Regions from separate parts of the Mus musculus genome. Here regions 1 and 3 are each linked to region 2. A link is a loop called in an ENCODE intact Hi-C map of the cell type or tissue named here. Cell type or tissue: gastrocnemius. All regions are shown on one strand. Region 1 overlaps Nup93 (nucleoporin 93). Region 2 holds the start of Nup93 (nucleoporin 93). Region 3 overlaps Nup93 (nucleoporin 93).

Region 1 (5,000 bases), 60 kb after region 2:
CTGCAGCTGTGTCTATGATGACTGGGCTGAGTGGTGCATTCCCCAGCATTCCTTGGCTCTAACAGAGTAAAGTCGAAAGGTTTCCAGCCTTAATAAAGAGGTTTAGGAGAGAGTAAAACTCTAAGCATGGTTAACAAAGCTCTGACAAATTACACTTAAAACACTGTGAAATCAGAGAAAATGTCTTTGGTTGGTTGTTTCCAATTTTTTGAAAAATGAATTTTTGAGTATGAAGGGACTGCAGTGAAAACAAGGCTTACTTCTGTGACACCCATGCTGGCTTGTGCTCAGACCCGTCAGCAGAAGCATGGCTGCAGAGCAGGAGAGGCTGCAGAGCATCCTTGACTGCATTGTGAATGACTGACAGTGGGTACCAGCTGGGAATTAATATGAGCGTGGCTCCTAAACACTGTCCTTACAGCGTTTCTTGTGCTTGCTAAGGAGAGCTCAGGCTTAATCCTAAGCTCCGTGGAAAGCAGGTTGCTGGCTCTCATTGGCCTGACTGAGACACACTTTCTACTCAACCTCAACTCCCAACTCCCCAACTCCCAACCCCTGGCTCAGTGTCCAAAGCTTGCTTTCATTTTTTTTCCCAACAGGGTGGAAGGCACAAGGTCAGATGAAGCTCAGGCTCCACTCCTAGTCTTGTTTCTTGTTTAGAGTAGAGACTACTTCAGTGGGTTTTTTCAGAGTGTATGTTAAGGGCCATGGAAAGGCTTGTTGCTTATCAGCTAGGCTATTATTGCTGTATTCCCATTTATGCTGCAGGGCAGGTTTAGTACCCAAAGCCCAAGATGAGCTTGAAATGCTTTTTTCGTCCCCTAATGAACCCACCTTGTTCCTCCCCTAGAGCAACCGCCCAGTTTTGAGATCCTACTAATGCCTTTGGGTGAGGAGAGGACTCTGCTGCTGCTCTTTGAAGCCAAGCACACAGTATACTATTAGTATTCATTCTATTTGCAAAGGTGAATTGAAAAAGTTCTTCCTGCAGAATCTTCCCCTTTCTTATGTCTCTATAGCAAGTGTGCTGAGGTTAAGGGGCAATTGGATGAAGACGAGGAAGTGCTCACAACTGTGTTTTCTCTTTGGTGCTACCCCAGTGTCAGAGCCGCTGGTTGGCCCCCTGCTCCCTTGATATCTACCCACTGTGACAGCCACATTTCCCCAGCAGAGAGGGAGAAGGAGAGGGAGAATGGCTAGCAGAGGGCCTGCTACCACGGTCTGTCACTCCATGCTGCATCATGGTCTCTCTCACTGGGTGTAGGCTTTGACATAGGGTTTTTTTTGTTTTGTTTTTTTGTTTTTGTTTTGTTTGTTTGTTTTCTTTAGAGACAGGGGTTCTCTGTATAGCCCTGGCTGTCCTGGAACTCACTTTGTAGACCAAGCTGGCCTCAAACTCAGAAATCCGCCTGCCTCTGCCTCCCGAGTGCTGGGATTAAAGGCGTGCGCCACCACACCTGGCTTGGGCGTAGTTTTTAAGGAGTGGTGTGACAGCAGCACAGACAAAGTTGTCCCCTCTCTCCAGTCCTCTTGTGAAAAGATAGTGCTTTCTATGGGCATGAAGGAACAGCAGGACCTTTTGGGATGTGGAGGGAAAGCAAAATCTGTAGAAAAGCTTTTTTTTTTTTTTTTGTCACCAATGTCATTTATAGGATGCCATTAATACTTGTAACCTCTGTATGGAGTCTCCCAATAACTGAGGTGTGTGAGTTATCATTCTTGAATATCTAGAAATGGCTGGTGTGAGATGGGATTGGCAGGTAATAAAAATGTCCCACTGCCCTTAAAAGGGACAGAAGAGGCTTAGCAGCAGCAGCAGCAGCAGCAGCAGCAGCAGCAGCATCATAAGCTCTAAGTAGCATCACTGAGATGCAGCCTCTAACTTGGTCTTTCTCAAGTTAGCAACTCCGTGTGATGCCTTTGTGCAGAGCTAGGAGGAGGCACCCAGTATTCCGTGCCCACATTATGTGAACAGGCGGGGTTTTACACATCTCTGCAGTCCTCACCACCCGACTTGCTGCTGCTTCGCCCATAGCTTTACCTGACTCTCAAGTCTTAGAGTTTGGGCTTTTGTTCTGGCACTTGCTTGTTTTGGGGGTGTGGAAAATAGAGATGGGTAATAAGGAGGAAATGTGCAAAAAGTGTGAGTGGGCTTACAGTAATGCCCCTCTTTAAGGCCCATGCTTTCTTAGAAGGCAGTGGTGCAGATGAACTGCTACTGACATGATTCTGAAGAGACCAGGTGTGTCAGCACCCTAAGGTCAAATGTTGCCCATGTGCCCTTTGTTGGTCTGGGAGGCGGTACCACCCATGCTGAGCATTTTTGTGTTTATTAGATCTCCTCTGGGACACTGAGTTCTCCTCCTGGGGGAGAATTAGAAAACTGCCAAGTAAACCAGTTTGAATAATAATTTGATCTGCCTTAAAGGATCCAAATAAGCATACAATTTTATGGCCCTCTTTAAAGCGTTAACACTTGAAGTTCATTTTGTTCAAAATACAAAGTGAGATTCGTCATCGTGACTTGTACAGCACTATGCCACCTCTGGCTCCAGACTTATCTGAGCATGCATCTGCTGCCACCTGCTGAAAGGGCCGAGAGGCTCAGCACAGGCTCACACAACAGCATCCGACTAGTGGCATCATTCTTGTCTGTCTGACCCTACTCTCTTATGGGGAACATATGCAGTCTATCAACAGATAATTTGACATTTTTGTAGAAAACAAGCAGTGGGACTTACTTTAAATCTGAGTTGGAGATTAAAGTATAAACGTTAGTTGAGATTCAGCCTCATTCTATATATTATCTTATCACAGTACTCTCTATCTGATAAAATGACCCAAAGTACTTTAAGACATTATGTAAATTCTCTAATTTAAAGCTTGGGGACTACCCAAATATAAAAGTGTCAGTTCTTTGAGTTTTATCATTTGCACTTGAATGATTCCTGGGGGAGTATCGGCAGACACCGTGGAAAGGGCTGCTGAAGAGCAACCATATCCACACCAGCGCAGAGGCCCAGCTCACTGTGGGTTTTGTTTCATCTCGGAATAAGAATTACTACTCTGTTTATTTATCCACTTCCTTTATCGCCATCCCCAAAAGACAGGGTTGCAATATATAGCCCTGGCTGTCTTTGAATTCTCTATGTAGATCAGGCTGGCCTCAAATTGACAAGAGATCCGCCTGCCTCTGCATCCCAAGTGCTAGGATTAAAGGCATGTGCCACCACTCCTTTTCTTGCTTATTTTGTCTTTATGCCTTTTATTCATGCCTTGGCAGTTCATTCAATTGTAGTGTTCATTCCTAATATCACTGTTGACTTCACATTAATATTTTGATTTGGGGGCTGGCTAGATGACTCATCGAGTAAAAGCATTTGCTGCCAAATCTAAGAACTTGAGCTCAAACTCTGGAAGCCATGTGATGGAAGGAGAGAACCAACTCACTGGTTGTCTCTGACCTCTGACCTCTACATGTGTCATGACCCCTGGCCCAAATAAGAAAATGTAAAATTTTAAATGTAAGTATTTTGAATGTTGGTTATTACAGAGTTCCTGTTGATTTGTATCTGTCATGCATATTAAATGGGAGGCAGCACCGAGGTTCTGTGCTGTCCACTGTGGATTTTGCATCTTGTCAGATACCCACGGGCTGTAGTGCTGTCTCCATTTGACAGCATGGTTGGCTGGTTGGTCTGTTGAAGGAAAGAGAGAATAAGGAGTGTTTTGTGTCATGAGGGCCATATCAAATATGGCTTTTCCTTTGTGCAGCAGCCTCTAATTTAATGCATATCTGTGTGAACAGCAGTGAGGAACTTTATATGTTCTTCAAGTCATGCTTACTTGTAAATGGAAGCTGAGACCTGTTTAAAAAAAAGCAGCATAAAATATATTTTTTAATGGCTTTTCTTTTCTGACTTAACTGTACATAGAAAATTTCCTCATTAGAGATTCTTATTTTTGTTTAAGATTTATTTATTTATTTCATGTATGTGAGGACACCATCACTGTCTTCAGACACACCAGAAGAGGACATCGGATCTCATTACAGATGGTTGTGAGCCACCTTATGGTTGCTGGGAATTGAACTCAGGACCTCTGGAAGAGCAGTCAGTGCTCTTAACTGCTGAGCCATCTCTCCAGCCCTAGAGATTCTTTTTTAAAAGATTATGTTGTATGTGTGCATGCATGCATGCGCATGTGTACACACGTGCGTATGGAGTTCTGAGAATCTGAACTCAGGTCCTCAGGATTTCAAAAGGAAGAGCATGTTTACTTGCTGAACCAGTTCCTCACCGTTGAGGAGCAGATAAGCTAAGAAATATGTCCATTAGGCACAACAGAGGTCTGTTTGCCTAGGCCTCTTCTCTCCTCTTCTCTGGGGTACTCTGAATACCAGAGTCTGTATTGACTACAGTAAGGCTCATCTTCCTGTCCTCTAGCTATTTAGGAGCCACTTTGGCTACTGGGTCCTTGAAATACCTACAGTATTGGTAGGAAAATGGACGTAACCTTGAAGTTCTGGTCTGGGTTATTCTCCATCAGGTACATCACAAGGCAGCCTAGTTCCTCTAGCAAAGATGAACTGGAGAGATGGTTCAGCAGTTAAGAGCACTTGCTGCTTTTGCAGAAGGCCTGGATTCAGTTCTCTGCACCCATGTGGCTGCTGTAAGTCCAGTTCCAGAGGAGCCCTCTTCTGACCTTCATAGAAACCAGGCATTCATATGTTAGCACATATATGTAAACACTCAGGCCTGTGTGTGGTTTATACTGTGGATCTTTTAGACTTATGATGTCTATGCTTCTCTACTGTTAAAAGGATTGGCCCTGGATGTCATTGAATTGCCCAATTCCTTCCTGAATGGGAGCTATTGTGTGCTCCAGAAAGCTGGAAATCAAAACCCATTCCAAGAGCCAGTGATGTGTCTATTCTGGGACCCTAGAAGGGCGGAGCAAATAGGAAAGTTGGGTATGGGCATATTAACCCCAAAGGCCTG
Region 2 (5,000 bases):
TTTGCCGTGTCAGAAGCTCAAGACTAGTCCGTTGTCATTTTTTTCTTCCTGCTGTCTGCCAATCCAGATGTAGAACTCCTGCACGCTGCCATCCTTCCCAATATGACTACAATGGACTGAACCTCTGAACTATAAGCCAGCCCCAGTTAAATGGTTTCCTTTATAAGGGTTGTCATGGTTACAGTAGCTCTTCATATAAATAAAACCCTAACCAAGACACTGGCCAACATCTGCTTGCTTTGACTAAATGAGTCTTACTATTGTAAATTTGAGGCGCACCGGTCACTACTCTCCTTCCCTACACAGGCAAAAGAAAGGTCTGAAGTATTGATTTTTGTCATTTCTATAGATCAGCAGGTCTTGAACTGTTGGTCCTACATATCAGATATTTATATTACAACTTAGCAGCAAAATTACAGTCATGAAGTAGCAACAAAGTAATTATATGGTTGGGGGGGTCACTACAACATGAGGAACTGTATTAAAGGGTCTCAGCATTAGGAAGGTTGAGCACCACCGCTGTAGAGCTTACTGAGCCAGAGGTTCTGAATTCTGCTGGAAAAATAGAAGCTGAGTTATTTTATAAAGAACTTAGTGGTGGGGGGCAATTGGAGAGTTGGCTTAGTGGCAAAGAGTGCTTGTTGTTCTAGGAGAGGACCCAGGTTCTATTCCCAGCACCCACATGCTGGCTTATGACTGTCTGTAATTCCAGTTTCAGGGGATTCAATGCCTTGTTCTGGCCTCTGTGGGTGTCTGGCACAAACACGGAACACATACACATATGCACACAAAAACACTTATACCCATGACATTAAAACAAAACATAATTTCTGGGGCTAGCAAGATGGTTCATCAGATAAAGACACTGATGGCAAGTCTAAGGACCTGAGTACACACACACACACACACACACACACACACACACACACACACAGAGAGAGAGAGAGAGAGAGAGATCTCTCTCTCTCTGTCTCTCACAAGCACATTAATTAAGGTCATAAAAATAATAAAATCTTTTGTGTTGGCAAGAAGTCTCAGTTGGTAAAGTACCTACTGAGCAAGCAAAAGCCCAGTGTGGAGGGTGGCTCCTGTAACCCTAGTGCTCAGGGGAGGAGGGCAGAGACAGGTAGATCCCTGGAGCTCACTGGATAGCTATTTATGCCCATTGGTAAGCGCTGGGTTCAGTGAGAGACCCTGTTTCAAAAAATAAGGCAGAGAGTGACTAGAGGAAGCCACCCAACAGCAACCTTTGACCTCCAAGCACATGTGCACATAGCTGCCCACATACTTCTGCACATACACAAATATATACCACAAACATACACATGCAGGCAGAAAGAAGTTCTGTGCAGCTATAATGCTAATCATTGTGGGCATCTTTGTATGTTAATTGTATTTATGTTTTATAAGCATATAAGGCAAAGCTGACTAGAACACTTTATCAAACAGGCATCTACCAAACTAGAATTATTAATGGTGACAACCTTGCCTAGGCCTGTGTTCACATGGTCCTCATTAGGTCAGGACGGTGACCTTCATTGAAAGATTAGACATGTTCGAGACTGTGCAATCCAAAAAGTGCCTCTTTAACGATTACAGGCTATTACGGGAGCTAAAGCAATGGCTCAGCATACTGCTCTTGCAAAGGACTTTGGGTTTGGTTCCTAGTACCCATGCCGCCTCACAACCACCTGTAATCTTACTCCGGAGATCTGATGACCTCTTTTGGCCTCCTTGAGCACCAGGACACACACACACACACACACACACACACACACACACACACACACACACTCACACACGAGTGCTTACAGTTAGCCCCACACTCTTTTACATTTGTCAAAACCTCCTCCTATCCAGGTCTCTCCTCTCAGCAGCTGCTGAGACCTGCAGCTTGCCTGTCCTGTTATTTTTCTCTCAAACTCCCAACAAAATTGTTTTCATTCAGCGCCTGTTTTCAAATTTCTTTTACCCACTAGACTAAGAACCTCCTGAAGGGTTCTTGTATATCCCAGTGACACACTTTGTTCCCAACGCGGCCACACTGAAGTAATCTCTTTTCTTTGGGTATCACCACTGCTTTTTTCTGTAATTGGCCAACGGGGCAGGTGGCCAGCCTAGCTTGCTTGTTCAGGCTGCCAAAAGACAGCCTTTTCCCTTGAGAAACTCCAAAACATGTTTTTATCTTTCACCTTTCAGTTGGAATGACACCTTTCCTGGCCATCCGACCATTTTTCTTCAATTAGTTTGCTTTTCCGTTCTTAGCTCTCCTAATTACTGCTGCATTTATTCACTATATTTTGTTTCCCTGGCCAAGCTGAGAACTGCTTGAGGTCAGGGATCTTGTCTGCTGTGGAAGTCACCGTGTTCCCTGCACCTAGAACAGGCCCAGGCACTTGACTGAAGCTCTACACCGAGTGGCCGAGCTCTCTGGGTCTGCCCAGCATTGGGAACTGCGGAAATGCTTCCTCTAGGACTGTCAACTCCAACCACGTGGGCGGGAGCAGGGCGGAGCTCCTTGACTTACTTGTAGCGACAGCCCCGCCTCCGGCCCCGCCCCGCCCCCACGCCTGTGTCCTCTTGCGGGTCTCCATAAAGTTCATTTGGCGGCGCAACGCGCAGGGGCTTCTGGGAGCTTACTGCCTCAGCCAATCAGGAGGCGCGGGCGAGCGGCGCGAGAAGCGGCGGCGGCGGCGTAGTGAAGAAGCCGGCAGCGGGCGGCGACGGAGGCAGGTAAGGTGTGTGAGGTGTGGGCGCCCACGCGGCCCCGAGCCGACCCTGGGCCCGAGTTCGGGGCCTGGCCTTGAAGCAGAACACCGAGCCTAGTTCGAAGAGGCTCGTGCTTCCTCTCTTGCTGTAGCTGGGCATGCCGGCCGGCGACTGCTCGCCGAGTGCTGTGACTAGGCTCTTCCGAGCGTGGTCCTCCCCACTGGTGCTCTGTCGCCACGCCCACCCACGGCTGCCAGGCGTCACCCGGCCTGACTGCCCTCTTTGGGGCGTGGGGGCCGTTCTTCTAGAGAATGGCTCTTCCGGGTGAAGGGGCGGCCAGCGAACCCCTGTCAACTTTAATCTCCTTTTACGGAGAATCCGACAGGATGCTAATGATTGCCGCTTCGGTTGTCTCACCTGTTTCTGGGTACCCTGTATCCTGTCTTCTGTAAGGGATGCCCAAGTATATTGGGTCCCTTCTGAAAGAAAATCACAGCATGGGCGGCATGGTGTCGCTTTCAAAGCGAGTTGAAGCCAGCCTGATCTACATTAGACCCTGCCCCACCCCTACCCCCCTAGATGACTTTCAGTACAAGCAAAGGTCAGCGCTTTAGTAATAATAACAGTAATACTAATCATAGAAATAACAACAACAATAGTAATATAAGCTCCCTGTAGTGAGCTGTAAGGCTTTTAAATAACGTGACCCATACTTTCAATGTCTGTTACACCCCACATTCTCTCCCCACCCCCAACACCACCGCAGGACATGCTTTGACTTAAGGGCTTTGTTCTTGTGGTTGGATGTCTGTTTTGTCTGCTCTCTTTCTTGGAGTCTTCACTAGGGCCATTAGAATCTAAGCCTTTCCTCACTCTTCTTGTCTTCACTGCTTTTTTTTTTTCCCCTAAGCATTTAGGTTTTATTTGTCCTATGTATTGTTTGTCCTTCCCCGACCCCTGTAGAACATGAGTGCCTACCTAGTACTTAAGTTTGGTACACAATAAAGTAGGTGCTCAATAAATATCAAATAAATGAATGTTACTGATATTATAGGCTTGTGGTGAATGAGACAGGCTTCTTTCTTGGGAAGACATCACACACATAAGCAATAAACATAAATATTAAAACCATGAGACTTGAACTGTTGGAGCTGTGGTGAACTTGGGTTCTTCTCCCTCCCTCCCTCCCTCCCTCCCTCCCTCCCTCCTCTCTTCCTCTCATTTGTGTGTTCTTGTGTGTCTTTTATGTATGTGGATATTTCTGTGGAGGCCAGAAGAGAGTGTCTGATTCCTTGGAGCTAGAGTTACAGACAGCTGTAAATCACTGATGTGGGTGCTGGGACCTGGGCTGGCGTCCTCTACAGAGCTGTAGATTTTCTTAACTGCTGAGCCATCTCTCTTACCCCTGAGCCTATAAGGTAGATGCATTTTGAGGTGTTTGTGTGTGTGTCAGAGTAAAGATCAGGAGGAGGTCCCAACTCTGTTATGGTCACTAGTCATTTTAATTAGCAAACATGTTTTTAGTTCTATTATGTGCCAGGCTTAGGTCAATGCTCAGGATTCAGAGTTAAATATCTGTGAACCTTCCTCTACGGGAAGAGATGTTTGAGAAGTGGTCACAATTGCTCCGCTAGGGAAGAATGCCTAGAAGGTTCAGAATAAGTAGGGAGGGCCTTCTCTGTCTGTGGTGGGGATGCTTGTGTGCTTGACAGGTACAGGAGCGGGAAGGGAAGAAACTGCCAGGCTTCCTGAGGAGCAGAGATGTGTCAGGGTACAACTGAAGAAGGAGGGAAGAGTTGAAGGTGGTGCATGGCGCTGTCTGTTTTACAGAGCACCTCATGCAACCATGTCACAAACTGAGGTTGAGGTGCCCCAACTGGTCTAAAGTGGGAGATATTTTGGAATGGCCACTTTGGCCACAGGGAGAGTGTGTTAGAAGAAATGGGAAGTTTTAGACTGTTGAGGTAATCGGGAGGAAGGCATGAAGGTCAGAGCAGAGGGGAACGGTGAGGGCATGACTTGTCATGAGCTTTGAGAAGTAAACTTGGTTATAGGCTAGTCTCAGGGGAGAGGGGAGCCAGATGGTTTCTGGCTAAATTGACTGTTGTGGGGACCCAAGGTGAGGAACTAGAATTGTTGCTGGCATCCATAGATCAGTCAGGAGTAGCTATCAGATAGACAACTAGAAATAATTGGTTTGGAGAAAGAATTGGATGGAATTTAGAGATGCAACAGTCTTTTTTTTTTCTCTCTTATAGTATGGCCACTTATAGCTATCTCCCCTTTGTTTC
Region 3 (5,000 bases), 51 kb after region 2:
TTTTCTCTAGAGAGTCAGGACTAATGGTCCCACAACAGGATCAAGCTGCCAGCTGAGTGAGGGTGCTGCGAACTTCTGAATGCCCTGGGAGTTCTGAGGTGGAAGAGGCAATAACGAGTTCTGGGGAGGCTGAGAAGAATCTGTGGAGTAATTAGTATTTGAGTAGGCTTTGAGAGATAAAAATGGGTTCAGCTTGCAGAAAGTGAGAGAGGTGGATAATAGAGTCATACAAAAGCCAGGAAGGGGAACTTACAAGTGATGTGCTAAGTGTTCTTTTGCTTGTACATATGTTTGTGCATGAATGCATAAAGTGTTATAGATGAAATGCCTGCCAAGGAGTGGAATGTAGGCAGCAGGTACTATAAGTCTGAGAGCAGGTAAATACTAAGAAGAAATAAAGGAGGGTTACCCTATTGTAATCTCAGCTACCCAGATACTTGAGGCAGGAAGATAGTGCTTAAGGTCAGCTTAGGCTACATGATGAGTGAGACCTGCCATAAAAATTAAAATAGGATGTACCCTCTAGCAATATTGCTCCATCTTCCCACCAACCCAGTGAACCTGGCAAAACAGAGTCCACCCAGTTTTGGGTAATGTGCTTGTGGTCGTTGTGCATGTAGAACTTCTTCACAGTCATTTACATGAATGTGATTTTATCTGACGATGCTTATAATTCTGTATGAACTATAGAATTTCAGTGGCTTTCTTTTCTGTTCTACAGTATTATCATTTATATTATCTAATGTTAACACTTATTAGCATATTGTTAATACTATGTCCCCCCTTTTTCATTTGCTTGTTTGAGATAGTCTTTTTAAAAAGATTATTGATCTCTAAATGTGTGTGTTTATGTGCCTGGTGGCTTTATATTCATCACATGAATGCAGGTGGCCATGAAGGTGAGAGTGTCAGATCTCCTGTGGTGGAGTTATAGACTGTGGTGAGCAGCCTGATACACTTTGGAAGCACATTAAGGGAGGGCTCTTAACCACCGAGTCCCCTTCCCACTCCAGGATAAGGTCTTGTATGGAGCTTAAACTGGCTTTGAGCTCACTGTATGTTTAGCTTAGGCTGTCTTTTAGATTTGAAATCCTTATGCTTCTGCCTCGCAATGCCGTGGTTGTAAGTATGAATCAACATTGTCAGTTTTGCTTGTTTTTAGTGTCTAGGACTAAATTTAAAAAATGGATGACCTCATAGACATTTAAGGATGGGTTGGGGGCTGGAGAGATGGCTCAGTGGTTAAGAGCACTGACTGCTTTTCCAGAAGTCCTGAGTTCAATTCCCAGCAACCACATGGTGGCTCACAACCATCTGTAATGGGATCCATGCCCTCTTCCAGTGTGTCTGAAGAGAGCAATAGTGTACTCATAATACATAAAATAAATAAATCTTTAAAAAGAATGGATTTGTTTGTGTTTGGCTAGTGACACACGTAGAGATCCTTCTTTTTTTGTAAGTGGTACCTTCGCAGTGCTTTTCTGACCTCCACATTCAGACATTTAGTCTGAAGGCAAATTAGCTACACCTCTGTCTCTTCTGCCTTGGAGGTCTTTTCTGCCAAAGTGTTCTGCAGTCCTGAGCTGAGAGCTTCTTGCCTGGTTTCTTTAAAAATTTTCATGGATTGAGGGGGGAAAAGGCTCTGACCTGGTTTAGAATTTATTTTGATATGAAGAAATATCCTCTTAATTTGCGGGTGGGGTTAGTAAAGAGTAAAAAGGCCTTACAGACTCAGTGCAGTGAGATTTTTGCTTTTAAGTAAACAAAGAGTGTCCTCACTTTCCTGTATGTCAGATTCTGTACCAGTGAGCTATTTTGACTTTTACCACACTTGGGTATTTGGGCTCTTTTTTTCTTGCATCTTCCATTTCCAGACAGAATCCTTATTGCTACATGTCTGCTATGCTCAATACAGTATTTATTTGATAAAAGACAAATGAGTTTGCTTCTTGTTCTGGTTCAGAGAGAAGTCCCCCAGGATTGTCTTTTGTTCAGTAATTGGAGCCTAAGCTGAGCCTGGTTAATTTCAAAGCCACCCCCACCACATGATCCTGCCTTCCTCCTTGTGCAGTTCTGAGCTGTTGGTGGTACCTTGTATTGGGTCTGGAATAAAAACTTGAATTGTTGAATGTCAGCAACAACTATTGTGACATCTGCTATGGCACTGAATAGCACTGTTGGTGCAGTTAATTTTAAATTAGGATCAGAAAATCAGAAAGCTTTTCAAGTTTACAGCCCTTGTCAGCAACATGCACCTCTAAGTTAGGTATTTGCTGCTGTCGCAAAGATGGGCATTCCTGGGCTGCTTTCTATGTCAGTATCATAAGTTCTTTCCTTGTCTGACTCAGCTTTCTGACACCAGTCGGAGTGTGCTCCTGTGTTCATTCCTTTTGTTGAAGGCTTTGATTTGTTTTTATGAGATAGAAAAGTCAGAAGCAGCTCAATTCTGTGTATTTAATTGACAGAAGTTTTGATGTAAGAAATATATGAATTATAAGTTTGTTTGGTTTTTTTAGCACCAAAGTCTATGACTTGGTTCTGTTTCTTAAAATACAAATTTTGATGATAGAATAAACAACCTTAAATATCCAAACTCTGGATGCTAAGTGGCCAAATTAATATTTATATAAAAGTACATTATGAAATTGGCATGTATCCTGTATCACTCACGTTCTGTAACTGTAGGTTCTGGGTTTGCAGACAGCAGATTACACTCCCAGGTTCTCTGATGTCGATTTGAAGAGGGAATGCGCTTTCGTTTCTTTTCTTTCCCGTGTGTGCCCTTTCACTGATCTGACTTTAACCATCGTGGTATGGTTTCATCTTTGCTATTTTATAAAAACATTCTTGTAGTCGCACACTTATTTGCTGCATTGAGTTTTCTTTTATTACCGTGAAAAACATCCGTATCTTGATCTTTAATTTCTAGGATGTATGTTAAACATATGGGAAAAAAGTACCCCTTTCTGACAAGCACCTTAAAAATTGTTGCAGTAGAATGGGGACATTCATTACATACACATCATATGTTTTCCCCCGAAATGTTGTACTAAGAAGTGACAGTTGAGCTGAGCATATGTTAATAAAAACCCTGCATTTTCCTGTGTCACTGACAGTTTCACTGGCGGGATATTCCTGAAATGCAAATAACCTCTGTTCTGTTCAAAGATATAATTAACCCGAGTAACTGTTTAATATCAAAATCTTTTAACTACTAAGAGACCAAGCATTTAAGATGGGAATTTACTGTTCTCTCTGAAGGGCAGTGCAGTTGACAAGGGCATGGTGCCTGAGATAATCCTGCACATTGGAGCTACATATTCTGTAGACTAAAATAGCAGAATCTGCCCGCTGCTGTATAAAGTCTTTTAACTACCATTTATTTTAGCATCATGACATGTGCAGATTTCTGCTGCTCAGTTAAGGGACCAGCTTTGCACAACTGGTGTAGCAATCTGTGGCCACAGCACTGCATCACAATGCAGCAAATGCATTTTCCACTTTAACCGAACATGACAGAGAAGTGATTATTAGCCATGCAAGATGTCGGAAGTAATCAGAAATTCACATCAGAGAAATTGGAGTGGCTTGGGTTGAAGGAAAAAGTATCCTGGCATTCCTTGCCTACATGTTGTCTCTCCCCCTCTTTAATCTTAACTTGGTACAGTCCGTTAACAATAAAATACCCTTCTGTAACCTATAAACTGTTACTCCCATCAGTTTGTGCTTGCAAACTGAGAGCTGACTTTTCTGATTTTGTGTGGAGCATGCTCTTGTGATGGCAGTGCTCTGTGCAGGGTCCTGCCGTGCACCCCATTTAAGAGGATGCGACAGTCTCATTGTCTAATTGGACTCTAGTGCTTTAGTCAGATTAGCACTTGCAGAGAGCTTGGATTTTTTTTCCCCCTTTTTTCTTTCCTCTCTTTCTCTCCTCTCTCTCTTCCTCCTCCCACCAGACTTTTCAATCCAGGCAGTTTAGGGTGGGAAGCCTTGAGCACTGGAGCCGGCAGCACTCGCCCTGCTAGAAGGGTAGGAGAGCTGCAGTGACTGACTGGATCGCCTTGCCGGCTGCAACTCCTTGTGTTTTTTGAGAACGTCAGGTAGGATTTCTTGTCTCATAAAGAAATTAAGATAAATGTGCCCTGGTGTTAGAATGACAACACATTGCAATGTCTTTGAAAGGTAAGGTCTTGGTTTGTGTGGAATTTTGAGATAAATTTTGTAGTGCTTAACTCATTTTTGTAGAAAAAGTATTCAATTCTTCTAAGAATCACTTAGATTTTTGCCTTGCCATTTTAATGTTTTGCTTAAAAGCAAAAAATTGTTTGGGTGGGGCAAAGATCTGCCTGAAGATTTAAAGAACTGGTTTATTTTTATTTTTTATTTTTATTTTTTTGAATTTCATTTTTAAGTAGCAAATAGTGTAGACTTTCTTTAAGATTTTTTTTTAAGAGCTAAGTGAACCACAGGATTTGTATGTGAAATATGAAGTTAGAATTCCTCTCTCTCTCTCTCTCTCTCTCTCTCTCCAACCAGTTCCTTCTTTAGAATTTAGGTGTGTGTGTGTGTGTATGTGTATGTGTGTATTCGTTCATAGAATCTCATAAGTTGGGTTTCTTGTGTTAGGAAAAAAAAATACTGTCAGAGATTGGAATTATCTCACAGGGAATGGTTTAGTATAAGATTTTAAATGAGAAAAATTAAATATTAGTACCTAACATAAATTCTTAATAGCTATCAGTTATTGGCAATTAAGAAAGTATTTTTAATTTCTTAAATTCCAATTGAGAACTGTATAGGTCTTGCATATACATGTATTTCAGATTTTTATGATGTTTATAAGTAAAATAAAAACTTCCTAAGTCATGTAAACAGTGTTTAGAAAATAACAAGATAATAATAATGTTTTCTATAAATAACACTTAATAGCTTGATATCAGAAATAACTAGTTTTAGTTCAACATTAAATCAGTTCATTGTCATGCTTTTAAAAACAATAA

The links. Hi-C counts contacts between places; a loop is a spot of excess contacts. Peaks named below come from ENCODE experiments on the same cell type or tissue, not always from the same donor. Only the 100,000 strongest peaks of a DNase experiment are listed, where the experiment ranks them.
Region 1: it touches region 2 in a loop (2.6-fold over the local background); 7 of 42 quality-filtered maps call a loop at or near these places.
Region 3: a loop joins it to region 2, with 2.2 times the contacts of the local background. A loop is called at or near these places in 7 of 42 quality-filtered maps.

The regions. Positions count from the first base shown.
Region 1 is chr8:94,271,679-94,276,678 of GRCm38, forward strand. All of the region lies in intron 3 of Nup93 (nucleoporin 93), which reads left to right. Among named protein-coding and RNA genes, the nearest start is that of Mir138-2, 50 kb to the right of the region's middle. In gastrocnemius, a CTCF peak has its summit at 2,583 (motif pointing left); no DNase peak of the experiment used is centred here.
Region 2 is chr8:94,211,899-94,216,898 of GRCm38, forward strand. Nup93 (nucleoporin 93) reads left to right here and starts at 2,666. Exons shown (of 22, transcript NM_001357266.1): 1 at 2,666-2,733. In gastrocnemius, CTCF peaks have their summits at 2,444 and 2,644; DNase peaks (open chromatin) are centred at 2,123, 2,585 and 2,918; H3K4me3 peaks cover 1,571 bases; H3K27ac peaks cover 1,570 bases.
Region 3 is chr8:94,263,124-94,268,123 of GRCm38, forward strand. All of the region lies in intron 3 of Nup93 (nucleoporin 93), which reads left to right. Among named protein-coding and RNA genes, the nearest start is that of Nup93, 51 kb to the left of the region's middle. In gastrocnemius, no CTCF peak of the experiment used is centred here; no DNase peak of the experiment used is centred here; H3K4me3 peaks cover 772 bases; H3K27ac peaks cover 773 bases.